3 separate regions of the Mus musculus genome follow, and regions 1 and 3 are each linked to region 2. Evidence: chromatin loops called from intact Hi-C (ENCODE). Cell type or tissue: left cerebral cortex. All regions are shown on one strand. Links, peaks and the distances in the headings refer to the core of each region. The heading gives the core; the rest is flanking DNA. Region 1 has its middle 5.3 kb from the start of Mir7230. Region 2 overlaps Sgsm1 (small G protein signaling modulator 1). Region 3 holds the start of Aym1 (activator of yeast meiotic promoters 1).

Evidence for each region. Peaks named below come from ENCODE experiments on the same cell type or tissue, not always from the same donor. Only the 100,000 strongest peaks of a DNase experiment are listed, where the experiment ranks them.
Region 1: a loop joins it to region 2, with 5 times the contacts of the local background. A loop is called at or near these places in 2 of 42 quality-filtered maps.
Region 3: it touches region 2 in a loop (5-fold over the local background); 2 of 42 quality-filtered maps call a loop at or near these places.

What each region holds. Positions count from the first base shown.
Region 1 is chr5:113,337,678-113,348,196 of GRCm38, forward strand. No RefSeq gene overlaps it. Among named protein-coding and RNA genes, the nearest start is that of Mir7230, 5.3 kb to the left of the region's middle. In left cerebral cortex, for the core only: no CTCF peak of the experiment used is centred there; DNase peaks (open chromatin) are centred at 7,081 and 7,638.
Region 2 is chr5:113,281,956-113,292,474 of GRCm38, forward strand. It overlaps Sgsm1 (small G protein signaling modulator 1), which reads right to left. Exons shown (of 25, transcript NM_172718.3): 3 at 6,869-6,944; 4 at 5,270-5,432; 5 at 4,820-4,972; 6 at 3,672-3,739; 7 at 3,324-3,469; 8 at 3,025-3,156; 9 at 637-761. Among named protein-coding and RNA genes, the nearest start is that of Sgsm1, 24 kb to the right of the region's middle. In left cerebral cortex, for the core only: CTCF peaks have their summits at 3,770 (motif pointing right) and 4,804 (motif pointing right); DNase peaks (open chromatin) are centred at 4,114, 4,791 and 6,715; H3K27ac peaks cover 952 bases.
Region 3 is chr5:113,350,109-113,360,627 of GRCm38, forward strand. Aym1 (activator of yeast meiotic promoters 1) reads left to right here and starts at 7,186. Exons shown (of 1, transcript NM_001012726.2): 1 at 7,186-7,713. The coding sequence starts at 7,409. The coding sequence ends at 7,546. It also overlaps 1700016C19Rik. In left cerebral cortex, for the core only: no CTCF peak of the experiment used is centred there; DNase peaks (open chromatin) are centred at 1,916 and 4,410; H3K4me3 peaks cover 497 bases; H3K27ac peaks cover 712 bases.

The sequences.
Region 1 (10,519 bases), core at 4,763-9,762, 58 kb after region 2:
TCTCGAGCCAACTGAGACCGGGAGCACACTGTGGTGCAAGAGACAAGAGAGACTGACCCTACCTCATGCACAAGACTGAGGTGGAAAGAGAAGCAAGTCCCCGAATGCTTGCTTGTGGCATGCACACACACACAGCTACCCCCCCAAAGTCTTATAATCCCATTTATATAAAACGTTGTGACAGGAAAATTCAAAGGAAGGGGGACGTAAGTTTTCTAAGCCTACGAGGCAGGGAGAGGGGCAGACGGCCAAAGCTCCCTCACAGAGCGCAAACTGTAAAAGTTGTGCTTGTTTGAAAACCACACACCTTTGAAATGTGAATTTTATGGGTCGTAAGTTCAAGACAAGAGAAAAAGGTTTGATGTGCAACCCCCCACCTCCTCGTATTTTAAGTCCAACCCACAGGAAAGACTCTAAAAATAATTATTTACACATATATGTCTTGTGTTGGTGTGGGTCACATATGCACAGATGACCTCAGGGGCCAGATGGCGTTACTGCTTTTCATGGCTGCTGGGAACCAGTGTCCTCCAGAGAAGGCAATAACTCAGGGTAGGGCAGCTCTGCTTTTCCAACCTGGTATGGGGATTGAAGGGAAGACGGGAGGAGAAGTGACTCTTCTTAACTACGGAGCCACTTCTCCAGCTGTTGTCGCTCTTGTGTCAGCAGAAAAAAACAAAACAAAGAACCAAAAACTGGATTCTACAGAGACCGAGGTAGAGTCACTTGGGAATTCCACCCAAGTGTAGCTTTGTGAACCAATGAGTTTGTTGCGGTCTTGCACAGGAGCATGGGTAGGTATCCCAAAGGACATGACACCCCTCTGAACAGCACACCCCAGCATGCATGGGTCACAAGTCTCCCCTGCACAGTTTATGGCTGCTGTCGGGCCCTCCCCCACGGGGGTTCCCCTCTCAAGCGATCACTGTTGCTTATACAACCTGGGGGTGGGAGACTTGTGAAACTCCTGAAGTTTCTGAGTTACCGGATCTCTAAGCTTCATTGACTTCTTGAATCATATAAACCAGTCTCCTCCCTCCTGAAGAGAAGGTTTGAACTCAGAGGAGATAGCTACATAGCTATAACTTCCAGGTTGGACACTGGAGATGGGTACGGCGCAGCCTGTAGGAGGAAGCCACCTGACTCGAAACCACCAGTTGACATTATTACCTTGGCCTTTAAAATGCTCAAAAAAGAGCTGTGCAGAAAGTTCTCTTGTTTCCGTAGGGTAAGTGTGAACAGCTTAGGAGGGCACAGGGAGGGGTGATTTTTTGGTGCCTTGATGGCCTGAGATAAAAGCCATGTGTGTCTGGAAAAGGAGCTCAGCCAGCCAGTCTCTGTCTATTCCCTATTCTGTGATGGAGATGCGGTTCCCAGGGCCTGCTCGTTTCTCACAGAGTGAGCCCGAAGCACACCAAAAGTACTTTCTAGAAGGTTTGTTGTTTGTATCCAAAAGGATTAGGAGGACCTATTGTGGTGGTAGCCTTCACAAGAAGGCAGTCACTCAGGTCAGGGCAGAGGTTGGCTTTTCCAATCCAGTATGGAGATTGTTTGAAAAAAAATCAACCAAGAAAAGATAATCTCGATGCACAGGAGCTAGGATGAGTGAACTCCCAAGATTAGCTTCAAGAGGGGGAATTAGAGCATCTTGCGACAGCCAGTGTGCTTAGGGAGTCCTAAGTTAAGAGAGAGTGCACTTAGTTCTAGAAAAAAAATTTTTCTTATCCTTATATATTCCTCGGGGTGGAGGGGGTGGTTTCATGTCCTCATGTCAGCCTAGGTGCCAGGCATGAGGGAGGAAGATGAGAGCGAGCTTCCTCCGAAGCTGCAAGGCCGCCAGCGCAGGTGCTTTGTTCTTTACTTGGTAAAGGATAGGCTGTAGGGAGGCATGGCCTGATTCCCCAAGGCCTCAGCCTCTCTACCTCTTAGGCACTCTAGAGAAATAGTCTGTTCCTAGCTCCTTGACACCTGCTGCCCCTTGTGACTTAGGGTGAGGTTGGGCACGAAATATAGATAAAACGACTCGCCCAGAATCACTTCCCCGAGCAGTCTTGACTTGAAGGCTGAGAACATGGTGGGTTCTTCTTTCAAGATCGAGATTCCCCTGACCCCCAGCACCTACATGGTATTGCCTGGATGGAGAGCCCGAGAAGCACTCACTCCTCTTCCCAAATTCTTCTGCTCCACAGTGGTGGTTGGGAAGGAGGGTGGTCGTGGTTGCTTTCCTGATGGAGAGGCTGTCCCTAGAGAGTGAACAGAACACTGCTCACTCTGGGCTCTCCACGTCCACCTCAAATTTAACAGGCAATGCTTTAGCCTCAAATGAAGCCCTGCAGAAGGTAAGGTTTCCCAAGTCCTCAACTCCTTTCTCCAGCACTGACTATCCTGAAAGACCAGTAGTCTGCTTGATGCCCAACTGGCTCGGAACCCAGGACATTCCGACCAACTGCCCAGGTGACAGTTGCATAAATAATGAGCTCTGCCTGAACTGGCCAGAGCTAGAGGAGCACTGTGAAGAAGCAGCTCGTGGGAGGAGCTCCTGTGCTGGGGCGGGGTCATTCAGGGAAAGCAGCCTGGACACAGGGAGGCTGAGAAGGGGCTGTGGCTACACCACTCTGCATGTGGAGCCTGCTGCTCGAGTTCTGGCTCATTAGGGACTCGGCTGCTACTGTGCCAGAGGCCTCTGCTGAACTGGGGTAGACAGTAGGATGGCCTTGCCGGCCGCCTCCTGGTCTGTCTTGGATTCCCCTGACAAGGATGCAGAGCCTCTTGCGGCACTACAGTAGCTGCATGTATTCTCTCCTTAGAATGTCTTAGCATCTTTGCATCTTGTGCCCCTGAGCCTCAACGCTTAGACAGCATATTCCAAACAGGAGCACGGATGTCCAGGGGAGCCTCCCAGATACCCTTTTCTTCTGTTGTCCCCCACTGCCTCGGGGGCCAGCTGAACCATGGCTGCATCGGGAAGAGGGCCTCCCAGTGTATGGCAAACTTAAACCACTCAAGGGGCAGAGTCTGGAATCATTTTTAGAAAGAAAAGGCAGTATAGTAAGTGGTACAGACCCCAGGCAGGGATTTGGTGTTCTCATCTTAGATAGTTCTCGCCTTACTTACCAGAACGCTCCTTTGGTTACCTACTATTCTCAGGGTATAAAGCTTAGTCTTTTGATCGCACATAGTCTGAAGGAAAACGGAACGGTGCTTCCTGCCTGTGCCTGAGCAGCCTGTGCTACATGTCTGGAGAGAGCCAGATATGTGAGGGTGTTTCCTGTAGCCAGAAAACTCGGGGAGTGGGGAGGGGGGGCATTTGGTAGGTTCAGAGTTCACATGAGCATGGTATCATGGAGTTCCCCAGGAGGAATTGTCGTCAGCCCTGTGACCCCCACATCAGCCCTGTGCGGCAAGTGGAACATTAAGTATCTGATAGTCCATGAAGTGACGTGCCCAGAGTCACACAGGTCTCGTGGACCAGATAGAAGACATGTCCTTGGCTCCCCGGGGACACAGAGCATAAACCAGAGTCCATGATGATGTTGTGGACTCCCCCACCCCCACCCCACCCCCAAGGGCTTCCCTCACTCCTTTCCCCAGATCTTCTCACCCCACAGAGGCTGTGAAAAGAGAGTGGGTACCTTGAAGAAGTGCTTGGCCAAGAGAATGGCGTGTAGCTGACCCAGACTCCTGCCTTTGCACTGCAGTCCTGCACCAAAAGTTAGGGCAGTTTTATTTTAGTAGGATGTAACTTGGAGAGTGGAGACCACTCTAGGTTCCCCACTTCCCATGAATTTTCCTCATCAGCTGCAAGGGTCCTCTTGAGGAACCAATGTTCTTCTTGGCCCCTAGGTGGCTCAAAACTCAAACCTAACCTAGTCCCATGGCCCCACCACAAGGAGTGTGCTCGGATCCCACTGGGCAGCCTCTGATGAACTGTCAATGTTGATTACTAGGGATAAAGTAGCTCCGTGGCTGTGGTCCCCTGCCTGGTAGGGATGAAGCGGTCTGGGTGGTGTCTCCAGACCAGACACTTGATATGAAGCTTGGCTGGGAACATCTGTACCTGCTCTGAGGATGTTCCTCCTGCCTCCTGCCCCCTGACCCCCTGAACTCACTCGAGGACTCTCATATGGCCTCTGCCCTGCACAGCCAGGGGCAGAGCATCTCTGTGAAGTTCGTTCTGTAACCACTGGCTCCCGCACTCAAGGTTTCTTCTGAACCATCCACACCCTGCTCCTGTCACATCCCTCGGCCATCAGATGTCCCTACTAACTTGATGGCGATGACTCTCTAGCACAGTCCTGGCCGTGCCCCCAAAGCAGGGATTCTGTCGCCACCCCACCCCATGGCCGTCCCACTCTGACATCTCAGATTCTCCTTTGGGAACGCCTCCGAGTCTAAATCGCTCTTAGTGATGTCAGGTTTCGACAAGTGTTTTCAGCTGTGTTAGGGCTGCAATTCAGCTTTCCTGCGGTGTTGGTTGCTGTCGTGGGGGAGATGTGTGCAGATCTACACTTGGCTGGGGAATGAAGAGTTTGTCATAGTTTTGACCTGAAACTGAAATAGTTTGGGGGACCTCAGAGGAGGCTCGCTGGGCCTGAGGCTTGCCTCCCAGAAATTTACACTCACTATAGACACGTGAGCAACAGTAAATATGAAAGGATGAAACGCAACATTATACCCTAAATGTCCACTCAGTGTGGCCAGTCTAACCAGTGCAAACCTTACTTTAAAGCCAAGTGGCTGTGAGCGAGTGCCATGGATGCAGGTCACTGACCTCCTAAGGTGCTGCTACTCATTATAGGAGTTTGCAGCAGCACAGACAGTTGCAGGGTGCCAGGGGAGATGCAGTGACCAGGGAGGAGGGAGGAAGAGGAGGAGGGGGAGGAAGAGGAGGAGAGGGAGGCTGGCTGGGAGCCTGTGTAGTTCCAGAAGGCTCCTCAGAGGTCCTTTTACTCAACATCCAGCAGCCACCAAGTTCTGTCTTGTGATCCTTTGCTAAGGTATTGTGTGTGGGAAGAGCATGACTGTCCTCCAACAGTGCGGTTGCCTGGGCTCTCCTGGGGCAGCCCTGTCAGTGAACCTGAAGCAGTGGAAGGGGCCTCTGTAAGGATGCTGGGGTGGGGAAGCCGAGTCCCACGAAGCTGGGTCTCTGGGGCAGGAGGCCGAATGATACTGGGCGACGCCATGCAGTGTCCTCCACAGGGGCCATCCTGAAGCCTGCACTTAAATAGGGGCCAGCTCTTTGTGTTTCCCCAAGGACGCATTTTATTTCTGATCCCCGCTCCTCCCAGCCCGCCTGTCTCTCTAACCAGAAACAAGTCTCTGTGCTGGAGGGGGCTTTCTCAGGACAGGCATTCACTTCATGGACTTCCCTATGATCGTGACCTTTCCCGCCTTGACCCAAAAGCAGCCGCGGTGCCTCTTTCATTGATCTTGGTGTCCTCAAATTGAAAGCCAAGGAAGAGGTGGGGGGCGTGGTAGCCTTTTGCCTCTGCTCACCACACCCTCATCACACTTTCTTCCTACCTTTCACCACTCCTCACCTCCTACTCTTTGCCGTCTCCAGCAAGAGGTGGCCGAGACTCACAATTACCTCCCTATCTGGAAGGTTGAACACACTTGCGCTTATGCTGAGCACCCAGTGGCCCAGGCCCTCTCCTGAACCTTTACATAAGTGGTGACACCTCAAGCTGTCCTGCCCCTGTCCCCATAAAGGGTCCCTGCCTGGCTCCTATTCAGTGTTGTAGCTTGGCACCTGAAACCAGGGCACTACCCAGCAAGAGTCTGAGGGTCTCTGCAGACACAGTGAACCTGCTGCCTTCCCAGGAGGTCAAGTGTCTGGATGGACAAGATCCCTCATGACGAGAGTCAAAAATGTGAGAAAGAGCAGGACGTGGTGGTGCACGCCTTTAATCCCAGCTCTTGGGAGGCGGAGGCAGGCAAATTTCTGAGTTCGAGGCCAGCCTGGTCTACAAAGTGACTTCCAGGACAGCCAGAGCTATACAGAGAAACCCTGTCTCGAAAAACCAAAAAAAAAAAAAAAAAAAAAAAACCAACCAAACAAACCCAAAAAAAAACAAAAAACAACAACAAAAAAAATCAAAAACTGAGAAAGAGGAGCCACAAGTGGGGAGACGAGGGAAGGGGCAGGGCAGAGGAAGCTGACACGCAGACGGGTTCTTTCTGAGTCTTCACTGTTGCCAATCGATCTACTGAATTTTCGGAGTAGTAGTGTTGATGAGGTGGCCACAGAGACCAAGAGCGGGGGAGATGGCGGAGAGAGCTAAGGGCCTGCTGCTCCATGGACGGTGTTATTCCACACTATTCACCCCAAGGCACTACCAGTGTCTGTCCCCTCACACCTGCAGTCCTCATCGAGGGCCAGGACTTCTCCACCCTGCAGTAGGGATGGATGGAGGTCTCTGGTCTCTGTAGTTTCCCATCAGTCCAGTTCTATAGCTGTGACCGGGAAGGGATGTCTATATCCTGCTGTTTCTCCGCAAGACCATCAGTCTCTAGAACTTTCTGTCCATGACACTGACTGCATTGCACCCATGGTTTTTCTACTTGTCTTCTATATTCTGTCGCAGACATCTCTAAGAACATGGAGGAATATAGACACCCTTCTCTCCTGACCACTGCTGGGTCCATTCCTCTAAGTGTGGACCCCTTACTGTGCACTGGCCTTAGGATGCAATGAATCCCACGCTGAGCAAACTGAGTTCTTGCTTAGCAACTAGCATGATGCTAGCAGGTACTCAGAAAATTTTGGATTTTCATGCCAATCCCACACATTTCCCTACCATTAAGATGCTAAATGTAGGTGTAGCAGTGAAGACAACTTCTCCAAAATCCTCTCAAGTCTGTGGTTGGGACTTGGAGGTGGACATGCGTAGCAAGCAGGGACCTGCCAGTGTTTGCACTGGATATCGAATCAAATCGGAAGAGAGTGGGAAGTTCTCATAGAATGGAATGGGTATACTTGGTGTCCAGGCACACGCCCATAGCTGTCTAGAGCCGTGCCCCTCCCCCAGAGGGCGTGGATGCCTACAGGCTGCATCCTGAGTCTCAGAGGGATGCAGATTCCAGACTCCAGTGTGGGCGAGTGAGGGGTGGAGCTCAGCCAGGGTCACGCATCTCTCCACTGTCAGTCCTCAGCCCTGACCCCGGAACTCCTCACACCCTAAATCTTGGAGCCCGCAGACCTGACAGTGTGGAGATTCTCGCCCACCACCTGGCATCTGCTAGAACACTGTCCCCATGTTCAAGGCTGTGCCAGCCACGTCCTTTCCTGTGAGAGTTCTTCCCGTGAGTCACACTCAAAACCAAGACCTAAATCCTCTGTGCTGTACAGAAAGATGGCTGCCAAACATGACCCGGGGCTTTGAAAATCCCTGAGGCAGAGGAAAGATTGGGTCTCAGTAGCGGAGCAAGGAAGGAGGTTGATGCTCTGAGAACACAAGCCTAAGGCACACAAGCCCCACACCAGGGTTTCTGAAGCAGTGTAAGAGCCAGACTTCTGCACGCCCTTCCTTTCCCTCTGACTACACAAGCCCCACCCCCCACCCCCTCAGTCTCTGGAGGATGCACACTGACTGCCCTGGGTACAGTCTCGACCCACGACTTCCCATCCCTGGTATTGCACCTGAGTGACGATTGCACCCACTGTCTGACCTCTGGAATCACAGGCACAAGTAAGAAGTTCTAGATGTTAGGGTACCAGCCGAGGTTTTGGGGTGTGACGTGCGGTCACCCGCTCTTTCCCCTAGGTTCTCAGACCCTCCCAGGGTCTGAGAGTCAGTTGAAAGCCTTTAGCAAGACATTGCTTACTCTTGCTCTCATCGGGAGTCGGAAACCCGCAAACAAAAGACAAGAGTGTAGCAGCACCCAGTTAACACCACTCAATAAGATCCCGGCGGTGGGGGCGGCGGGGGCGGCGGGGGCGGCGTCGAGTTCCTGCTACCCACCCCAATGCTTTCTATTCCCTAACAAGAGATGCACCCTCAGCCTTTTGATTCGACATATTCAAAGGCTGCGCCACTCCCTAACCTCCACGTGGCTAATCCACCTTCCGATAATCCCAAATTTTAACTAAAACCTGTATTCCATCTTGGCCGCCCCAAACCCAGATGTGCAGCCCTCTTGGGCTGAGTCCCAGCTCTTACATGAAGGCTGTGCTCTCTGTCCCCGTTCCCACCCTTCATCCTCATCCCCCAACTTGCCGGGGACTCCTAAAAGCCCTGCCCTTGTCTTTGCCCAGCCATTGGCCGCCAGCAACTTTATTTACCAATCAAAACCAACCGAGGGTAGGGTTCCTTCCCTGCGGTTTCTCCTGCATTTTGAAAGACTTAGTTAGATTAACATAATACAAGCATCATTAGACCAACCCTCAACACAAAAGCTGCAGCAATCGCCCCCTCAAACCTACCCTCCTCCACTCCCCAGGGCCCCCGAATCCTCCGTATCAATTCTAGCAGCGTTGAATTCCAACTGTGGCGGACACTATTTGGGCTCAGAGTACGGGGTGCAGGCCCCGAGGCAGATTGAGATTAGAAGCTTGAGAGCCCTCTATGAACGTCCTCTGTGTTTTCGAATTGTGGATCTAGGCACCGACGGCATCTCCCTGTATGGGAAACTTAAAGGGCGGTTAGTGTGATCAAGGCTGTCCACTGGTGTCTGGATTAACTGAAAACTGGGTAATGACTGAAGTAAGTCCAAGCAATAGAGAGGGTAGCGATTGCCAAGCTGAGCAGTGGAGACAGGAGTTCAAGGATAAACTAGAAATGTGGCCACTCTCCCCGTGCTCCCTGCAGAGGACTAGCTGATCACTCTTGGGTTCACTAGTGCTCCTGAGGCACATACACGTGTGCTGCTTCGGGACAGTGAGGTGTCAGCATCCAGGCCCGGAGGGATTCCCAGCAGGCCCAGTTTAACAGAGGGGTGACCAGGGCCCGGAAAACTCTTGTCTAGGTGTGACCAGACCTTGGGAGCTAGTGGGGAGGGGGAGGGGCATGGTGCTGTCTGCAGGAGCCCTGCCCCTTGCTCCTGACCCTGCAGCAGAGCCCCAGCAGTTACCCCTAACTTCTACCGTGTGGGTCCCAAGGGGCTTGAGTGTCCCTCTGAGTAAGAACTCTTCCCACATCTGAGAGAGGCCCTCCCATGTGAGCATTTGGCAGATACTCATTGGACCTAAACAGGCTGCCCCGGGGCTGAGCCCAGGCAAAGCCTGAGTCATGAGGAAGAGATAGGACCTGCGCAGCAGCGATGGTGCAGGGCCCAGATCCCTCCACCCATGAGTAGGACACGGGATTGGGAATGGTGATCCGAAGCATTCCAGAGGCAATGCTAACACCATGTTGTCTGGATCACACAAGAGGTCTATCAGCCGCTATCAGTGATGACCTCACCGTGCCCATGCCCTCTGCCCTCCCAGCAAAAAGAATGACCACGGGGGCGCGGGGGCATGGGGGATCTACCTGTGACTACCCTGGGGGGAATCGCGTCACTGTCTAGTTTAAACCTGTTTCTAGACCAGACAAGATGTGGGCGTGCAGCCCACCAAAGGCTGACTGTCAGTTGACTTTTAGAAGCATAGGAAGGGATCCCTATCCCCACCGCACTTGTGTGGATTCCTCGCTCTGCAGTCTCCCGAGTCTGTCCTAAACCTGGGTCTGTCCCTGCTGACCTGTGACTTCCAGTCTGAAGACAAGAGCCTCGAAGACAAGAGGTCTTTTGCGTCTTCCTGCCTCCAACATAGCAAAGTGTCTAGCATGGCGCGGTGGCTGAAGAAGGAACAGAACAGGAAGGAAGTAACTCCGACTCCTTGGACTTCGGATGTCTGTACCATGTAGGACTCAGTTCAGCCTGGACACCTGCGTTCCACTTGCTCGATCCATGGGGGACTTGGAGGGGAGAACAGGGGATGGGGCAGCACTAAACAGCCGATGTGTAGACGCCATGAGGTGAGGATTCAGAGTCAGTCTAGCTACTCTTCCCAGCCGCTCTATATCTCTCCCTGGGAGCCCCAGCCCTCTCTCTAAGCCCCGCCCCCTGTGCAGAATGCCTCCTCTAAGCTCTGCCCCTCCGAAGAATGCCCTGGGCGCCATGAACTACTAAGTCCCTTGGTCTTGTAGCTGGTTCTCACTAGCATTTTGTCACAACAGATGTCTGTCAGGTGCCTCTGGGAAAATGTCCTCGGGATCGGGGTGGGGGTGGGGGGGGAATGTCTTAGGGCAGCCTCACTATGACAAGCCTGTTCCCGGGAGACGAAGTGACAGTCTGATGTTATTCCGTTGTGCAGTCTTTCCAAATAGCCGAATCCGAAATTGCCCTCAAGTCCAGAATCGCCTCATTTTTTATATGCAAATTTGCGTGAGCAAATTGCTTGACTGGATTCCTCCTGAAGGACTTCAGGTATGGTCTGAACCTATTTTGCGTTGAGCCGGACAGGACAGTAGCTGGGAGAATCCCTCCTGTTCCATGGTTGAGTTTACCGCGGCACCTGGCAATGCCTGGCCTAGCC
Region 2 (10,519 bases), core at 2,054-7,053:
TCCTTTCTTTCTCTCTCTCTCTCTCTCTCTCTCTCTCTCTCTCTCTCTCTTTCTTTCTTTCTTTTTCAAGGCAGGGTTTCTCTGTGTAGCCCTGGCTGTCCTGGAACTCACTCTGTAGACCAGGCTAGCCTCAAACTCGGAAATCTGCCTTCTTCTGCCTCCCAAGTGCTGGGATTAAAGGCATTAAAGGATTAGCGCCACAACTACCCAGCTCATAAATTCTTTAAATTACATTTTTATTTATTTAGCTGTGTGTGTGTGTATGGTGGGTACACAGCATGTTGAATGAGTGGAGGTCAAGGGGTAATATGAAGGAGTCAGGTTCTCTCCTTCCACCAGATGGGCCCCGGGAATAGAACTCAGGCTTCGAGGAACTGAGCCATCTCACTGGCCCCTGAGAATACACTTATGAATGTGAGCAGCTGACCACGCCTATTCCTGAGGCCCTGCCCCCTGTCTCCAGGTGCTCCCAAAGCTGGTGTTCCTTCTGAAGCTACAGCAGCAGGGAGGCTGGGCCAGGTCACCATAACAACCAGTTCACACAACAGGCAGGCCTGTCTGGCTCTGAAGAGAGCATCTCCGTGTTTAGATGAGTAGAAGGTCTTGGGGCACATCCAACTGAAGTTCAACTCTTACCTCTTCTCGTAGTCCAGATCCCCCACAGACCCGTTCATCAGCTGATTGGGTGTCCACTTCAAGGTCATGACATCCGCTGTCTGGTGCAGAGACAGGTACCCTGGCACGGCCTCCATGTCATCCCTCTGCAGAGAGAAGAGATCTCAGGCCTGGTCATGTTGCTGGGCTCTGGTGGACACAGGCCTGAGCCTGCCTCAAGGATGCAGAAGCAGAATCAAAGGGTTGGGTTGTTTTTGGCATAAGCCCAGCGAGCAGAGAAACCACCTGCAGTCCATCCTGTAGATATTACCCAGAATCCCTCTCCCCAAGCCCCACCCACCATTCTTCCAGCAGCCTGAACCTCTGTCTGCCCAGAATCTGTGCATGGAACCTCTCATCCTCTTCCCATTATCTGAGGTCACTGGGCAGGCAAGAAAATGTCCCCGTCTCTCTTCTGGGAAGGACACCCTGCCCACTCCTGCCTGAGCTGCAGCCTTATCCATTCCTGACTTGAGGATGTCTGGTCACCCGTGGCATCTCTCAGCTGTGAAGTGGCTGTTGATGACCCTATTGCACACGAGCTAAGTCAATCACTCCCTCGATTGAGCTTGGGCAAGGCTGTTATTTTGCAGGGAGGACATGCGAGAGGAGCTTATGATTCAGCTTTGAAAGACAAAGCTATTGTGACTTGGACTCGAGAACAGGGTGACAGCCCATTACTCATCTCTCCAGGTCACCCAGTCCCAGATCCCCTTGGAAAGCAGAGACACCATGCTCCGTGGGCCTTTGGACCATTGCTGGAGATGACAGTGAACAGTCTGTACTTCACAGAACTTCTGGGTCAGAGAGGTCACCGAACTTTTTGTGTCAAGGGACTGACAGGAAGTACTTTGGGTTTTGTGAGCCATATGTGGTTTAGGGCAACCACTCACTTCTGCTGCCAGAGCCTGGCATGGTCCTGTTTCAATGTCTTGATGATTCATATTCATTCTCTCTCTCTCTCTCTCTCTCTCTCTCTCTCTCTCTCTCTCCCTCTCTCTCTCTCTCTCTCTCTCTCCCTCCCTCCCTCCCTCCCTCCCTCTCCCCCTCCCTCCCTCCCTCCCTCCCTCCCTCTCTCTGTCTCTGCTGTGGATGGAACCTTGAACATGCTAAGTCCTCTACCCTTGTTCTTAGCATTTGAAGCTTCCAGTTGGTCACTTGAAAACTGAGTACATCTTAAGTTCATTACTTCCTAAATCTAAGATATTAGAGCCTTGTACCCCCTGGGATGCAGATATGACAGCCCACAGGGCAAAACGACATGTGATCACCCAACTGTTAAGGCTGTGACCACAGAGCTAGGACTGCTTCCTTCTTCCTTCCAGCTGCACCACAACACCACACTGACTGTGACCCAATGACAGAAGACAGAAAAGGACAGCCTCCCTCAGGGCAGGCACTGCTCAGGTCTCACGCTCCACCTGTGCCCAGCCAGCCACTGGGGCACAGAAGGCAACCATTCACAGGAGCAGCTGTTGTGAAAGCAAATCACAATCCTGTGCCTTGTTTGGGCTTCTGCGTTGCCATTTCTACATATTGCAGTCCAAGGCACGTCACAACGAGTACTGGACAGGTGTTATCAAGGAAGAGGATCACCTTTATAAGACCACACCTCCGTCACACAGAGCATCTGGGTAAATGTTTGCTGAGCGGCAGCAAGAGTACATAGCCAGGCAGATGGCCTGGGGATGGGGATGTAGGAACAGACAAAAAAAAAAAAAAGTGGACAGCCAGGTGGGTGGACAGAAAGTGAATAGCTATACACACAAATAAAATCAACAAGGATGAAGGGAATGGAAGAGCTGAAGGGCAAGGCAGCTAGCTAGAGATACTGCCATGTGCCCTTATAGAGATGTGTGTGTGTGTGTGTGTGTGTGTGTGTGTGTGTGTGTGTATGTATGCATGTGTGTATGTATGTGTAAGTAGATAGATGATGGATGGATGGATGGATGGGTGGGTGGGTAGATGGATGGATGAATGGGTGGATGGGTGGGTGGATGGGTGAGTGGATGGATGGGTGGGTGGGTGGATGGGTAGATGGATGGATAGGTAGGTGGGTGGATGGATAGGTAGGTGGGTGGGTGGATGGGTGGGTAGATGGGTGGATGAATGGATGGGTGAATGCATGGGTTGGTGGATGCAGACACTGCTGGGACAATGAAGCAACGCAGAGGTGGCTGGATGAGCGGATGGCTATATTGATACATGAATTGATGTATAGATGGAGTTGTTGGTGAATATATGAGTAAACAGACGGGTGTATAGGTACATTAATAAAGAGGTGGGTGAATTGATGAATAAATGGACCACCCAGCCCCCATAACCTGTACTCAAACCCTAGGAACATGACCTAGGCACAGCGGAACTCACTGGCTGAACCAGAACATTGTTCTTTCCATAGAGCAGGGTGGCCCTGGAGTTCTGGTGCAGAGATTCTACATAGTCCCGGGCAGAGATAGATGGCCGGTCGTCCATGCTGCCACTGGAATGCCTCTTCTGGATCTGGTATCAGCACAAGGGTGGGGGGAGAGACAGAGAGAGACAGAGACAGAGAGACAGAGGGAGGTATGAGGCAGTGACCACAGTCAGGACTCCCACCCTGTTCCCTGCCTGCCCCGAAGCCAAGTCCAGACCCTACCAGAGACCATCACACTGCCCACCCATCTCACACAGAGCGCTGGCCGCTTGGTGGGCGAGTCCTGTCTCAGATGTGAGCTGTGGATCCGGTGTCTCTGGACCAGCTCGTCGGCTGAGGGGTCAGTCCAGAAGTGATCTGCAGTCTTCATCTTGGTATACTCCAGGGCACATGGCCCCACTGTGGAGCATACAGGGCTGGGAACCTGGCATCCCCAAGAGTGCCCCCACCCCAACTGCCTCAGAATGGTCTCCCTCAGAGCACTCCACTTCCCTCCAGGCAGTGAGGATGCCCCAGAGTCCAGCAAGAAGACACTTCAGAAGAGACAGGTCCTGAGCCCCAAGAACAAAGGACCAAATGCAATCCGCACCCGACCTCTTACCCAACAAAGAGGCCAGGATGGGTCCGTCCACCGGGTCCATCAAGAGTGCCTCCTTCTCGTAGTATTTACTATTGGGAGGAAAGGACATGCAGGTTTGCATGGCGAACACCAGAGGGCACACGGGGCGGACTAGGCTAGCCCAGCTGAGAGCCTCAGCTGCAAAAATAACTGTATCTCAGACAATTGATGAAAAATGCCTGGCCTGGAACTCACCGGCGCCAGCTCGCCACACAGCCGCGAGGCCTTTAGGAGAGCAAAAGAATCTCAGGCTCTCAGGCGACGCTGTCTTGTTACCAAGGCAAGAAAACGCTGTCTAGCTGTGGTGTAGACCCAAAGGCTGCTCTCACAGACTCCCCCACCCTGTCAGGTCAAAACAAATGCCAGCCCCAAGTCCCTGAAATTTGGCCCTGATAGAGGTGTGATGTCATCATCACAATGTTCATGCTGAAAGTTTGGGAATGCGCTTGTTGGCAAGCGATACGGTGGAGTGATTTTCCAGTTCCTTGAAAACTCATCTGACACATAAATATCAACATAGAGATGTAAACGTTAGATCAGGCTGGAGGGAGGGCTCCACAGTTGCGTGCCCACTGCTCTCATAGAGGCCCCGGGTTCGATTCCTAGAACCCACATGGTAGCTTACAATGATGCTGAGGGGTTATCAGGATGAGAACTGGTCGGGAAGTCTCATACTGTAAAACACTGACATCAAATTACTCTGGAAGGGTTAGCCTCATTGTGTATTTCAACAAGTCGTGGCCCGCTAGATTCATCTCTACTTCTTCTCTGTAAAGCACTCCGTGCTCTTTAGCCAGAGAGATCACCAAGGCACAGAGAGGGAGACTGACTGTCCTGCCTTCAAACAGCTATCAAGTAGAGGAGATTGCAGAAGGATGGATTCCAAGATCCCTCCTCCATCTTGACTTAAATGTGAAGCCCCTGTTTGCACATTGCTCTTCAGCACCCGAATCCTCTCCCGCTTTCAGGATAGGTAGCTCGGGGTCAAACATACAGACAGCTTTTGTTTAAGCCTTTCAAACCTCAAAGGAGTTGGGGGGGTGGGGGGGACACAAACCAGTTTATTCTCGAGGGTGCGGTTCCCAGAATGGCCAGCGGGTGGCGGCAGAGTGCAAGCGTCGGTCTCTCACCTGCTGTTTTCCACCAGGTAGTGGACGATTTTGTCCAGGACCCTCTCGAACAGGGCGGTGCGGATCCACAGGTGCTTGATGGCCAGCGGGGACAGGTTAGGCAGCTTCGGCAGCTTCCGCACGTTCTCTTGCAGGCCCTGGATCTGGTTTCGCCTTTAAGACCGGTGGTAGGAGAGAATACACTCAGGAGAGACAGAGAGGAAAAGGGGGGGGGGGAGGGGACAGGGAGGGGGCAGGGAAGGAGGACGGGGAGGGGGAAGGGAAGAGGAGGGAGAGAGGGAGAGGCAGGAGGTGTGGCTTTCGCCTGGCTAAGGGGACCAAGCATTTCCCTCTAGGCTCGCCCCAACCGCCCCCCACTCACACTCACGCCTTCCAGGCTCGTCCCAGCCGCGCCCCCACGCACACTCACGCCCTCTAGGCTCGACCCAGCCGCGCCCCACGCACACTCACGCGCTCTCAATGAGTTGCTCCAGTTCCTGGACCTTGCGGCTCAGCTCCTCGGCCGGAGGGAAGCCTTTGCCCACCTTCATGAAGAGCGCCGCGATCTTGTTGCTTCGCAGGAAGCCGGCCGCCCTCCGCCGCAGCCCGTGCAGCACGCAGGCCTCCACGGCCGCTGCGGGGACACAGTGGTCGGTAGCCGTCTTGTCTCTTGTGCACAGTCGCCAGCACCGACAGTGCAGAGAATCCCATACCCGTGTGCCAAAGGAGTCGAGAGGTTGGCGATTAATGAGCACGTGCACGGGGACCAAGGTCGGTCATCTCTGTGCATCCTGTCAGCCATCAGCCTGCCGTGTGGCTGTGGTCCATCACTCCCTCTCTTTTTGCTTTAACCTTCCCTCGTAAGAGTGCGCACACTGAGTGACCTATGGGTCACCATCGGCAGCTGTTGTCATTGTCACGATTGCCATCTCACTCACCATCATCTCCACCATAACCATCATCTCCGTTGTCACCATCATCTCCCTCACCATCATCTCCACCATCACCTCCACTATCACCATCATCTCCTCCGTTATCACCATCACCCTCACTCGCGCCCTCGCTACACTCATCTGTCACCATTGTCCAAGCTACATTTTGTGTCAACTTGACACAACTAGAATCATCTGACAGGAGAAAAGTTCAATTGAGAAAACACCTGCACAAGACCAGGCTTCAGGGAACCCTGTGGAGCATTTCCTCATTAGTGATTGATGGGGCAGGGCCCCGCCCATTGTGGGTGGAGCCATCCCTGGGCTGGTGGTCCTGGGTTCTATAAGAAAGCAGGCTGAGCAAACCATGGGGAGCAAGCCAGAAAGCAGCACCCCTCCATGACTTCTGCATCAGCTCCTGCCTCCAAGGTTCCTGTTCTGTGTGAGTTTCTGCCCTACATGGGTTTCTGCCCTGATCCAAGCTGAAATAGCTCCCGCAAGTAACTTTTGGTGTTTATCACCACAGTATAAAGCAGACTAGGACGTGCACTCGGTGGGATGGGGCCAAGGGAGGACATGAACCCTGGTCTGCCTACTACAAGGGATGAGGTTTCGCCCCCACCCTACCCCGCACGCTCCACGTGTAGCCAGGAACCAATACATTGGCGGAGGATGACCTTCAACTTGTGATCCTCCTGCCTCCACCACTGGAGTGCTAGGGAGACGGGCATGCGCCACTGTGCCTAGCTGTGGATGGAATCTGGAATGCTGAGTGTTTGAGGCAAGTGTTCTACCAATTGAGCTGCATTTCCAGCCCTCAGACCCCTCTCTCTCCATCCTTTACCCAGCCTGGCAGACACAGAGGGAGGAGATGGCTGTGCCTCAGCCGGCGGGATGAGTCAGGATAAAGCAAGCCCTCCGCGGGACACAAGAAGCAACCGCCCCACCGTCAGCCCCCTCACAGTTCTGCTTTTTCCAAATCCACTTCCTCCTGCAGAATGCCCTCGGGATCCCGAAATAACTCCAGAGTCACAAAGCCCGGTGTGATGCAAGAGCTGGCTCACAGGTACACCTCCTCTGCTGCAGCCCAGCCAGGAAGCTGCCCCCCACTGCCTCTGCCAAGGCGGTCACCACTCACCACAGAAGGAGATGATGTGGCTGCTGTCCTCGTGGACGAACTTTCTGGTAACGGCTTCTTCCATGATCTGCTTCACCTGAGGGGCACACGGGAGTGGGAGGGGCTGATTGGATGGGTTGCTGCACCTGGAGACTGTGAGTTCAGCACCAGAGTGTCTGAAGGTTGTCTGGGGTATTTGGACAACCCTTCTTCCTTCTACAGCCTCTTGGTCTGAAGTAGATCTGGGGCCAACAGGCACACACTGCCCATTTTGCTTAATTTGCATGGAGGTCTGTCACCTCTTCCAGAACTCACACAAAATGCCCTGCACAGCATTGCCAGAATTGTTCCCTTCCCTTGTCCGTCAGAGATCCTGTGCTCTGATTCCTGCAGCATCCTGTCTCTGTCTCCCCTCCAGAATATAAGTGTCACACACCCCCCCCATCCTGTCCTTTGCCTTACTGTGTGCTTGGTAAAGGTCCTGTGGGCACATAGTAGCTGTGTGTACTGGCTAGTTTTGTGTCAGCTTGACACAGCTGAAGTTATCATAGAGAAAGGAGCTTCAGTTGAGGAAATGCCTCCATGAGATCCAACTGTAAGGCATTTTCTCAAGTAGTGATCAAGGGGGAAAGGCCCCTTGTGGGTGGTACCATCTCTGGGGTGGTAGTCTTGGGTTCTATAAGAGAGCAGGCTGAGCAAGCCAGGGGAGGCAAGCCAGTAAAGAACATCCCTCCATGGCCTCTGCATCAGCATCTGCTTCCTGACCTGCTTGAGTTCCAGTCTCGACTTCCTTTAGTGATGAAAATGTAAGCTGAATAAACCCTTTCCTCCCCAACTTGCTTCTTGGTCATGACGCTTGTGCAGGAATAGAAACCCTGACTAAGACACTGTGTGAGTCTGAAGATACAGGAATTCAGTGGGTGGCATGGGGACAGTCAATGATGGGATCCAGGAAGCCCCGGGTTCAAGTCCCCATGTGGGATCCAGCAGGTTTGTGGGTGAGCTTTGGGAAACAGAGGCTCAGGAGAATCCACCTGCCAGGGAGGGAGAGATGGAATGGACAGAGATGGAATCCCGGCTTGGGGTGCACTATGCTGAATAACTCCAGGGAGACAGACAAGGTCTCTCAGGGAAAGGACAGCTGGCCTTGGAAACAGTACTTACCTCAGGGGCTGGAATGCTCTCTGACTTCCCTGGGCTTGCATCCTACTCTGCCCAGAGGCATTGTGGGATTCCAACAAAGCCTGTCTCTCTGGGCCTCAGTTTCCCCACCTTGAGACTGAGGTCACACAAGGTGATCCAAAGGCCTGTCCCAGAAATCCATCCCAGGACCTCTAACAGGGGCCCAGAGTAGCCACATCCTGGATCCCCACGCAGAGGGTCGCCATTCTGCGTTTTTTTCGGCACACCGCACAGCTAGCTGCCTGACAGGGGTGCCCCCGAACCCTGCTGCCTCCGCTTCTTCCTGCAGCTTGCTCCCAGGAGGCTCAGACAGGACAGAGCACCACCTGCACTCAGTCACTCAGCACTAAGTGCTCCAAGGTAACAGGTCAGCCGCAGCCCACCCTCCCTCGTCAGCACCAGCCCTCTGAACAGCTCCCGGCTCTGCCGCCCCCTATCGCAGCCCAGAAGTGTTCTCTCAACATGAACCCTGCCACAAGGCCCACGAGATCACCCTGTTTTACAGGTGCGACTGTGATTTGAACCCAGGGCCTCACACATGCTAGGCAAGCACTCCTCAAGTGAGCCACGCCTTCAGCCAGATCTTTTATGAGCAGCACAGTGGAATGAAACAGGATGTCAGGAGCTGGGTTGGGGACCCACAAATGTGCAGAAATGAAGCAGTTCATCGGTCATAGGAACTACAGGAGACGACAGAAAGCATCTTGAGGTGTGACCAAACTCAATATGCTGAGACCTACTACATGTGGGAGGATAGAGCTGAGTGGAGATTATAGTGGAAAAGCATGGTGTCAGAAGAAGGGAGACCCTCACACAACAGCTTACCTTTACACCCTGGGAATTAGCGAATAGGAAGAAATAAGCCCAGGAAGGAAGAAAATACTAAGGATATTTATCTGCAGAGATACAACGAAGTAATTGGGCCAGCAAGATGGCTTGAGTGGGTAGAGGTACTTGCTGCCAAGTGAGGCCATCTGAGTTTGATCCCTGGGCCCACGAGTTGCCCTTTGACTGCTGCATGCACACTTGCACACGATAAGTAATGTGTTTTAAAAAGCACATAAATCAGAAGTTAAAGCAAGCGGGGCTAGAGTTGGTGGCTACATAGTAGCTTGCTGAGTCTGTGTGAGTGAAGCTCTAGCAGGCTAATAATCTTCTGAGTCCTGGCCCAGCCTTCCTGCCCAGGTGGCCTAGCCTGGGATAGCTGAGGGGCTCTGCTAACTGGATGAACACCTCCCCCCAGTGCTGTGCTCCGGGTCCCTGCCGTGTCTACTCTGTCTTAAGCAGGTAAGGCTCTGCTGCCAATGTCCCTGGTCTTTGGAGGCGGCCATCTGCCTGTCCCTGCCAGGGCTGTTCTCTGTGGAGACATCAGGTCCCATCTGCTCTGTGTCACTTAAGGAAGCCATGAGCCTCCTCAAGCCATGTGGCAGGCCCCCAGCTTTCTCTCAGGGCTCAGGGCTTGGATGGAGCAAAGACCAACCCTGGTGAGTTCTGTTACCAAACACTCAGCCATGCCCGACCCTAATTTCTAGAATATCTTATCTATGTCCATTCTCTCTCCTGATATTTCTTTTTTTTAAGGTTTATTTATTTTACGTATATGGGTGCTTTGACTGCATATATATCTGCGTCCCATTACAGATGGTTGTGAGCCCCATGTGGTTGCTGGCAATTGAACTCAGGACCTCTGGAAGAGCAGCCAGTGCTCTTAACCGCTAAGCCATCTCTCTATCCCCCTGATATTTCTCTTGCACCTCAAAGTCTCTGGCTGTGACAAGTCACTTCCCCTGGCTGGGTGCTGGGCTGTGTCCCTTCTCCCCCCAGAGTGGATATTGTAAAAACACTGCCTCCTACTGACTGAGAAAATGATCATATTTGAAAAGAGAACCTTTAAAAGTAGGTTATGAAGTGGTCCCTGATCTAGTATGAGCAGTGTCTCCATAGGAGGAGGGAAACAGGGACACAGGACGGTCCAGAGAGAAGATACAAGAGAGAAAATTGCATCTAGATGCCAAGAGGAAAGGCCTAGACTTCATCCCTCCAGAGCTGCAAGACAGTGCTTGCCTGCCTTGCATGGCAATCTGCTGATGGTATTCCGTTACAGAAGTCCAAGCAAATGAAAGCATCTGCTATCAGCAACACCTTTCCTCTCTGTATCTTTGAACCAAAGAGCCACTCAGCTACCCAGTGGCCTCCTCTTCCAGGCCCTAGTCCTTCCCAGTAGGCCCACCTCTGACATCTGTGGGGCGTAACATTTGCCACCTTTATCTCCCTTGGGCATCTTTGAAGGGCCTTCCCAACTCCCCTGAAGCATTCACAGAGGGACCACTTCCCCTGACCAACTCTGCTCGCGCCCCTGTCCTTGGTGCTGAACCAACCCCCACCGGACCTGCTGAGCTGTGCAGCTAGTGTGACAACCACAGGCAAGAGTCACAGGAAACAACAGGGACCAGAAAACCCTGAAATCACAGCGGGGCGTGAAGAGGAGCC
Region 3 (10,519 bases), core at 10-5,009, 66 kb after region 2:
AAAGGCAGGCAGCATAGTGAAGATTTTTTTTTTTTACAACACACACAGGGGAACGCCACGGTCTGGTAGACTCTTCTATATGTTGAGCCTCCAGCTGTTCTTGCACCAGTTGTTCAAGTGCCTGCGACATTTCTTTTGTTATGGGCCACCGCTCTTGCCAGAGAGGCTAGTTTGATAATCATTTTTAGGGGCAAGGCTGTTGGAATGTCAGCAGTGGCCCCTTTCATAAATTTGGAAATGCAATCCCTGTGACATCCTGGTTTTTCTTGACTCAGCTTGCGAGTGTTCTCTCTCACCTGCCTCAATACCTTCCCAGGGAGCATCTACCATATCAACTTTAATTTCCTTATTTGCTGTCCTCCCCCCCCCCAAATTGCAGGAATATTAATTTGATGAATACTCCCAATTGTTGTAAAAGATCCCTTCCCCATAAATTTGTGGGTATGTCAGCCACAGAAGGTCTCAACTTCCCCATTTATCCTTCTGGTCCCACACAGGGTAGTCCATTGGATGCTTTGTCTTATTTGTGATAATTTACCAATTCCTATACATTGTGTGTCAACCTCCTGAAGTGTCCAATCTGGATTCTAAGTGTACTAACATCAGCTCCTGTATCCACTAAACCTTCTATGTCCACATCATTCATTTGTGCCATTATTAATTTGGGTCTCTGTTTGCCATGTTTCTAGTTTCCCGGTGCTCCCAAAAGCCCCTGTTCTTTCTACTGGAGCGGCCTTGTCCTGATGTAAGGGGACACCAGTTGGGCAATTCCTGTCCCCTGCATTGAGTTGCAGCTCCTTTGTCACATGTATAAATAATTTTTATGTCTTGCTAGCCCCATCTACTATACCTGGATGCACAATACATCCTTGAGAAGTTAATTCACTTCTTCCCAAGATTATCCCCACTGTCCCTGAAGGTAAGAGAGCATACACACCAGAGGTTTAACTTGTAATGTTCCACTTTGGGGAGTAATGTAAGAGTGCTATCTGTGGCCAGACCCAAAACTGCACTTCCTTCTGTAACATGCATAGGATCAGAAATAACCCAATTTTGAGTTTCTTGCATTCCTGATACCTCCTGACTGACCTCAGGGGCTGCGAGACCCTCGATTCTCCCCTCTACCCCACCATGGCAAGACGTTACTACGTATGTCTCTCTTTGACTGGCAATCCGTTGACCAACGTTTGCCATTTCCACAGCGGCTGCCATACCCTGGACTCTGTGGCTCAAAGTGGCCAGAGTCGGCTTGTTCTCTTCTTGGATCACCGTGTTCTCTTCTAGAGTCAATGCACCTGTTATTTTGAGCTTTGAATCTTTTAGCCTTACAATTTCTTTGGAAATGACCAACAATTCACCACATTTAAAACACTGAGCATTTTGATTTTTGATATTTCTAGCTACGGTTTGCCCTATGATCTTTGCATTATGCTCCTGAGACCGGATGCTGCTTGTCTCCCTTGTCCACTCATCTACAGGGAGCTCCATGTGCTTCCCATGGTCTGATTGCTCTCTTATATTCGGTGTTGGCATTCTCCAACACCACTATTTCTATCAATGACTTGTAAGGTTTCAGGGTCTGTTATGGCTCTATTCACAGCTGAACTCAACCTCTGTACGGATTCTGTAAAGGCTCTTCCAGAATCCCATATTTTAGTAAAGGAAGTAGATTCCCCCCCCCCATTGCCCGCCCCCCAAGTTACCCAATCAAATCCTAAACTCTTAAAGTGGTGAAATGGCACTGTTGAATTACACCATCATCAAATCTGATTTGTTCTTGTAAGTTGGCATAACGCCCCTCCCCAGGCAGCCTGTCTTTAGTAACATTGATTCCCCTTGCTAGATTACATTGTACTAGCTTTGTTGCTTTGTGCCTCCACCATGACAACCATTGTGACTGCCTAGCAACTTCTAGAACAGCTGACACAGGTCCCTTCCAAGCTTGGGAGGATCACCCTATGCTGCGCAGCCCAGCTATTTTAGCATTTCTCTGACAAAGGAGGGATGTAAGCCATACAATACCACAGCCTCTTTAAAAATACTTTAAATCTAACATTCCTATCGGTAGTCAGGTAAAGTCCTAATAAGCCTGTCCACCATTGTTATCAGGCATATGCTGCACAAAGACCGGGGAAGCCTGAAGGTGCCTGTGTAGGTCCAGGCGAATTCTTTTGTGGTGCGCTCTGCTGCACATTAACCCATGCCATTTCCTGCTCTTCCAGGTCCCTAGAAGCAGGGCAGGGCAGGGTGGGGCGGGGGCAGTTTATCTTCCAGTCTAGTTTGCTTCCCACTCTCATCATGCAGTGAAATCCTGCTCTCATCCATCAAGCCTGAACTTTTTTCTCCTCCCAGTGACCCCTTTTGTTTTCCAAGCATTGGAAAACTGTCCGAAGAAAACTCTAAATGCATACTCAACTCTACAATCTTCTCTAACGAAAGAGGACTGTCGGGTTTCCCATTATTATTATTTTTTTCTTCAAAACAGTATACAGGAAAAGTACAATGCAAACCCAAAATACCCCTTCTGGGAACGAGGCAGGATACAACCCAGTGACAGTAGCTGCCATTTTGCCAATCTCCTTAAGTGTCCACCAGGACCTGCAGATAGATGGGCGGGAACCATGCTGAGCCCTCCCACCTTCCTCCTGTACACTTCTGGTGGAGGTTTGGCCCAGAGCCAGCACACCTCTTTCTCTCTGCTCCTTGGTCTCATAGTGTATGTCCTGTGCACCACTCAAGCCTGCACGGGGCGTTGAGGGGGTGGGGGTGGGGAGGCACAGACCACCTGCACCTACCATAGCCTTCTGCCTCCTACAGGGTCCTCATTGTGTGCCTGGTGCACCTGCCTACCTCGGCCGCTTCTGGAGTGCACCCTCTCAGAGGTGCAGGGCAAACAGCCCAATCTCTGATTCACCCAGGGAGGGTTGGCCAGTCTCAGAGTCCAGCAGGATGAAGAAATAATGTTTCTGGTGAAGGTTACCACCTCTGCCAGTCCCTGCGCCACACCACCATCCACTATTGAGTGCATAGACCCTGGACCCTTTGACTCCAGAGGATTTGCAACAACACACAGCCCAGAGCTCAGGTGATGTTTTGGTGCTCTCTGTCCCCCACCCCCTTTTTCTAACTCTGCTGTGAGTGAACTTGGCTTTACCCTCTCCACAACTCAAAGTAAAGCCCTCAGCTCCGCAACTGTGGGATTATTACAAGGGCCACACCTGGTCTGCACAACCTCTTAACCTCCCACTCTCCACCCTCCACCCCGTGTGCCTCACTCGCTCTTTTGATTTGTGTCTATAGTTCACAAGGTCGGCCTCCCGACAAAGAGGCCGGGTGTTTCTTACCCCCATTTTACAGATATGAAAGCTTGAGGTTGTGAGTAGGTGAGAGTGGCTGAAGCGGGGGAATTTGTCCCTGCATCCCCTCGGGCCAGACTAGTGCCTCTGCCCTCCTGCTGCTCAGTGATGTCCAAGTCTGAAGATCCCCTTACAGAAGCCCAGAAGTGAAACCTGGCTTGGGAATCAAATAGTGAGATTTAAAAAAAAAGAGGGGGGGGGGGAAGGAAAAAAAGAGAGAGAAAAAAAGACCGGGGTTGTGTGTATGTAGGAAGAATGTTCTGGGTGGAGGGGGGAGCTAGTGCCTGTTTCCGCAAACCAGTGTGACTGACAGTGGCCAGGACAGGTGATGGAAGGGGGCCTGCCATGATGAGTGTTGTAGGTCATTATCAGGAAACCGGGGAGTTGAGCATGGGGGCCCTGGAGCGTGGGGGCGGGGTTCGAAACTCCACGGGGCGGGGTCAGCATGTCCCTCCAGACCCGTGCGTCCAAACTTTACATAAACTACAGTTCCTTAGGCACCTGAGCCTCATTTCAAGTGACCTTAGCCACACGTGTGTCTAGAGGATAGCACACACAGGGGACACTGGCCCCAGCACAGAAAGGGTCGCAGGCGCACTGTGCTAGAGAGAGAACTCAAGGCTTGGGTGGGAAACATTTTGGAGAGAAAGAGGGAAGCCAGTGGGGACCGGCTCCAGTGACTCAGTGAGCTTGTCGGTGGCTAGAGCCAACGCCAGCATAGGGCCTGGCGCTCAGCCACTGTCCAGAGAAACGGAAGATGATGATTCCCGAGGAATTTCCAGGTGCTCTCACCTCCAAATAGCCCCCACCCAGCTGCCATCTTCCTCCAGGAATCCTGGCTGCCCGAGAGGTCAATAGAATGTGACCAAGGGGGCAGTGGGACTGTCAAGGCCGAGTCAGGAAGGCACAGCAGCTTCCCAATCCGTCTCTTGAACTCATTTCCCGTGGCAGAGGCTGACCCTGGTGATTTGAGTCGCGCCTTTCCAGCTGCGCGCATGCGCGGTGCCTTTTCCCGGTAATGTTTCATATGCTCTTGATGTAGATTCTCCTGTTGCTCACTGCAGGGCTGTGTGGGATGCTGACGCTGGCGGGTGGCGACTGGGGAGGCTCTGCCTGTCTCTGAGGTTCTCCTGCCTTTCTGTCTTCTGCATTTATCAGTAAGAAGGGAGGGCTGAGTCTCCAACTGCAGTAGAGAATTTGCCCGCTTCTGCAAATCTACCTGGTTTCGCCTCCTCCGATATGAGACCCTCTCGTCAGGGAGCCCAGCTGCGTGGATGCCGGGGACGCTATGGCTTTGAGGACTGGCCCACCGAGCCAAAGGTGGAACCTGTTTGTCCACAAATCCTTTTCCTCACCGTGATGGCTGCTTTGCTTGATGGATCTGCAGCTGCTTGGCTTACTTTTTGATTTGTGTGAGCAAAACCGGCGCCTTTCTCCACCACTTTACCTTTAGCTTGTGTTTCAGTATTGAAAGTCTGCCTTTTTGTACACAACATGTGGTTAGGTCTCACTGCTGTTTAATCCATGGTGCTAGTCTCTGACCTCTGACTAGTAGTACGTTTAGGTCACTCCCATTTAGAGAGATTTTTAAAATGGTAGGGGGAGACACAATATGTCAGGACAAACTGTGCACGAGCACACTGTTTAGAAAAGCAGGACAGGCTCAGAATGACAGAAAGACTCACAGGGACCCCTTGGAGGAGCTGACTTTTAAACTGAGCTTTGAAGGCTCTGACGAACCCTTACTGCTGAGTGAGCCACAGGCTCTAAGAACCCGGAAGGGCCGTGGGGACCGTCTAAGCTTCTATGTTACATGAAGGAAAAGGGCTGCACATGTGACTGGTACCACTTTTGTGTTGTTTTGTGAGTTTTATTGTATTGTTTTGTGGTGTGAGCCTGCGCCTGAGGGCAGGGATGGCAGCAGGGTGTGGCAACTCACTATGGTGTAAGTTTGAGAACTCTGGGCGGGGGGGGGGGGGGGGGATGCAGTCCACAGAAGGGGGTCAGGTGCCACTGCCACATGGGAGGGAGACTGGGACAAGCACTGTGGCTGAGGTCCCCTGAGATGCCAAGTGTCTTTGTCTTTCCCAGCAGAGAGAGGCGAGTTCTTTTACTCGAGGGGGGAGGAACCGCTCGCACTAGGGAGGTGAGGCTGGTGTGGGTCCTATGATGCAGGCCTTACTAGGTGCAGTTTGAGCTGAGAGAGTTAGGGTGGGAGCATGAGTATGCAGATGGGCTGGAAGGGGGTGTGGGGGAACGAGAGGGCAGGGCAGCCATGCTTGCTTCCAGACATGGGATGCAGCAGCTTTACAAGGCCCCAGAATGGGGCGTCCCTCTCCCTCCAAGCTCCTCTGCTATGCTTATGATGGCATTGGAGAGGGAGCCCAAGAGCCTGGGCAGGGAGAGGGGAGAGCATGGGGCAGTGGGTCCTGGCATGTCTGGGTCTAGGGTGGTGACTCTCAGACCCAGTCTCAGGAGGTACAGTGGGACAGAATCTCTTCATCCATGTGTGCGCATAGGAATCTCCCATTCTCCTCCCCAGACTTTTCCCCCATGTGTGATGCATACGACGGTGTCTGCTGGTGTCCGACACCAGAGAAACCAACAACAGGGTGTCCTGCCTCTCTTCCTAAAGGGCACTGGGGAAGAGAGTCGAGGCACCTCCCTTCTCTGATGTGGCGGGAAACCTTGGGTCGAGTTTTTTACTCTGGATGGTGGTACAGTGGGGGCCAGGGCTCACAGCCGAGGTCTGGAACTCTGGTTGGAGCTGTCTTCAGAGCTCTATTATGGAGCCCCAGCCCTGGGCAGGAAAGCTCATTAGCAGACGTGATAGATGTGAGCACATGACTGCCGAGTCGTGTCCCGTGTCCCTGTTGAACTGGAACTCCTGCTCCTTCTCCATTAGCAGCGGTGTCTGCATGCTCAGCCATCCCTCTGGACCCTTCTGAATTCTCCCAGGGCTCTGAATGCAGTCTTTTTTATGCAAGGGTCTTGGACACGTCCGGGTGTGTGCGGCGCAAGCCTACAAACTCTCTCACCTCTACCAGAGATAATAAGGTCAGTAAACAGCAAACTGGGCTGTGAGGCGGGCTCACCAGTGGGGAGGCCTGCAGAATTCAGCAGGGATGCAGAGAGGAACCCAGGGTGCTGGGTCGTGGAATGGTATCTAGAAAACACACTAACCAACCACCCATGCAATGTCACTGGGTCCTTGAGATGTCCTGCAAGCTGGAGCAGGGGCAGCTCTGGGATTGCAGCCGGCTAAGGGAAGCCAGGGGGCGGGGTCTGTAAGGATGCTGGGGGCAGCTATCGCTTTTTACAGGTCTTTTATACCCTAGAGCCTGGGCAGGCCATAAGGACAAAGGGTGCCCGGGACACAAGCAGGTAGTTTGGAAGTTTGGTGTAAATTTAGAAGCAACTTCTACCTTCTCTTTCACCTGCGTGCCATTGGGCTTGGCCATGCGTGGCCCACGGTTGGCACAAATATTTGGAATCTGTGAGTAAAGAAGCTGGAAGTGGGCTCAGAAAATGCTGCCCAGGCCCATGTAACAGATGCCGGAGGAAACACATGTGAGCTCACACACACAGGTTGCTGGAGTGAGAGGCTGAAGAGGGTAGGGGTGGGATAAGGGACTGGAGTGCTCAAAGGCTGCAGATCTTCCCTCTGGGCCTTGGGGTGGGGGGTGGGATGGGAGGGAATCTCCCTAAGGGCTCTGAGCTAGAGCAGGACTGGTCCCCTCTTCCCTGCTCCAGCTCCAGAGCTGCCAGCACCGCCCCCTCCCCCTGCAACCCCCCCCCCCCCGGAGCTGTGTGCCCGGCAGAGGGGCAGCTGCTGGCTGAGCAGCTCCTGCGTCCTGCAGAAGCTTTGGGAACAGTGCCTGGGTGTCCTCCTGCCCTCACCCGGAGAAGCCACTGCAGGGGTGGGGGGCAGAGCACTGAGACCAAGACAGAGGACACCACTCAGAAATGCCAGGGCAACTGAACTGTGGACCAGGGTGGGCTGAGAAGGAAATGCTAACCTTGTGAGTCTACACACCCCTCCCTGTCTAGCAATGAAGCCCCGTGCTCTCACAGAACTTTCTGAGGATGCTCTAGTTCCATTATCTCTTAGAGAGAGGAGCACGCGCACTGCACGGGGTCATTCTCCACTGAGCTTGTTGCTGTGCTCAGGTAGTTCAGGGAATAAGTAAATGCTGCTCTCTGCTCTCAGCCGATGCCCCTGGTGGGAAAGAAGTGGGCTTCAAATTTCCACTTCACATCCTCCTGGAGCACGAAGAGTTAATGGAGCACACATCATCCTAAAACATGCCCCCTCCCAATCCCTGCTCTCCCCCCAGCCTGTAGCTGTCAGGGAACTAAAAAAAAAAAAAAAAAAGGTTGGCACACAGCCAATGAGACTCATCTGTGTATTGGCTGTGCCCTGCCCTGCTTGTGCCACTAAATGCCTAAATGTCATTTCCAGTAAATCCTCTTACTTGTACTTCAAGTTTCCATTTCCAGACAAGAGAATCCTGCAATCAGCCCCCGGGCCTGGGGTCTCTCTGGCCTCTCAGGTTTAAGAGTTAGACTCTGTGTGTGTGCTGCCATGGTTCTGTGAACTCTGCTTCAAGAACAGGATGATGCGGAGGCCGATACCCAAATGCCACCTTCCACGCTCAGAAATAACAACTGGTGCACAGGGCCTGCACAGGGTCAAAGCAGATATGTTCATAGCATCTACTGGGGGAACTGAACTCCCCCAATTCCTAACCAAAAAACAAACAAACAAACAAAAAATACCCTTCCAGTCTTTTAAGGGCCTGAAAGGAGTTTCTCCAGTTTCGTCTCACTGGGTATATAAACTACATTTAAGGGTAGGTCCAGTGTCCAGCAGCATGTGGCCACCAGGAAAAGAACTCGATGGCATCCTTGGCAGGGTTTTTTTGGTCTCATATTTTTGTTTGAGATTTGTGTTTTGTGCTCTCTCTCCCCCTCCCTCCCCACACCCCCTCTCTTTTTCCCCTTTGCCTTCCTCCCCTGTGTCCCTCGGTGTGTTACTAGTCTTGTTTGTATATTATGTTTTCTGATTTTGTCTTAATTTTTTTTCCTTTTCATTTGAATTTTTTTTTTCTTTTTTAAATTTGCCGCATTGTTTTATGAAAAGAAAGAGAAAGGAAGTCTGGTGTTGGAAGAGGCGGGAGGATCTGGGAGGAGATGCCTGGAGCAGAAACCACGATCAGAATTTACTGTATAATTTTTCAACTAATAAACATGAGTTGTACTCTGTAGAGAGCCTCGCATGGCACACACTCGTGCTGCCCTTAGTTGTGGGTAGCATCTCACGGGCGTCTCTTGAGTTACTGCAGGACGTGGATGGGGACCCTGTTTGGGAACTCTGGGAAGGGGTGTAAGACTTACCTGCTGACTCCTCACGCTGGTCTGAAACTGGAGCTGTCGCACAGGGAGGCTCCCTGGAGCCCCCTTGCAGGGCTGGCTGCACCTTGGCGACAGCTGTGGGCTGAGTGGTGTTCCTCAAGGAGCCTGGGTTGGAACGGGAAATTGCAGTGAGGCTGAGCCATGGGGGGTCACGTTCGGGTCAGTTCTCTCTGACCGTGTAGCTGTTGTGAATGGATGTTGAGGGTGTGGCTTCCTCCCTGGAGAGGTGGGCTGACGTGAAGGCAGACTGAGCCTGCTCTCTCTTGCCTGGAGGCGCCCTGGGATGACAATACCGGCCAGAACGGTTGCCCTCATCCCTTGATCTCAGACTTTCCCAGACTCTAGAGGTAAGAATAAATGTGTGTCGCCCCCCCCCCAATAAACTCTGCAGTCTTGTGTCACAGTGGGACAGGATGGGCTAAAAGATCAGGGTAAGGAGCCGGTTCTGAGGACATCACAGAGGCGCCCTCGCAGAGCCTGAACTCGGGCCTTTCCCTTTTGAATAGTTTTTCATGGTGTAGCAGCCTACAAGCGGAACAAGCTTATAGTTTTGATAGCTATATTTCAGGGCCATCCTTTGTATCATGAAACAGTAACAGAACATCAGCATCATGGCTCCTTGAACCGCATGCAGCATGTGGCGCCGTTTGTCTGACTTTTTACTTTATGTCTTGAGGAGGCTTTTATCCACCTTGGACTGAAGCCCCAAGAAGCAGGTGCACCGCTCCTTATAGGAGTCTGCTGGGGAGAGAGCGGCTTCAGCCATGGATGAAGCTCTAACAGTGCTGAAAGGCTAAGACGATGCTAAGTGTATAGCTGATCGCTTATTATTATAAAATATAGTACAATATTAATATATTTTATGAATCCTTTGATGATTTTATTATACATTTGTGAACATAATCACCTCCCCACCTCCCACTAACTCTTCCCAGATCTATTCCCCTGTAAACTCCGTGTCCCTCTTTTTTTCCTTTTTTTAAAAATTTTATTTGTTTTGAGACAGGGTCTCTATGGATGTAGCCTTGGCTGTCCTAGAACATGCTATGCAGACCAGGCTGGCTTTGAACTCAGAGATCCACCTGCCTCTGCTTTGTGAGTTCTGGAATTAAAGATGCACACCACCCACCATGCCCAGCCGACAGAACCCTGCTGCCCGTATACAGATATACGTTTGTATGACATGTGAGATCATCCACTGGCTCACAGTTGACCGACCAGAGACCACTCCCTACTGCTTCTCAGCCTGGGCTGGGGACTCTCGAGCCTCTCCATGATGGCCACCTGCCTTTAGCGTTTGGAGGCAACCACAGCTGCTGTGAGTTTGTATAGCGCAGTGGTTCTCTCCCCTGCTTCCACCCCGTGACGCTACCTGAGCCCCAGCTGCAAGGGAATGGTGAGTGTGTATACCTGTGTGTGAGCCAGCCCTCCACTGGCACTCTGATTAACTGTGAGTTTGTGTTAATAATGTTAGTCACCATCCACCGCAAAAGGCCTAGCTGTTAGAACAGCAACCAGCTCTCTTACCTTCCTGTCTGCCCTTCTCCTGGTTCACAGCCCAGCGTTCCTCCAGAGCATTCTCCCAGCTGTTCCTCCTGAAGCTCCCCGACGGCCTCCTTAAATAGCCCCTTCTCCCCGTTTCCCCAATACCAGCAGCTCCAGGCTGGCTGTATCAACTGTTGAAGCCTCAGCTCAGCTTCTCCTGGTCCCACTGTCTTCTAATGGCATCTTCTGCCCCAAGTGCCTTC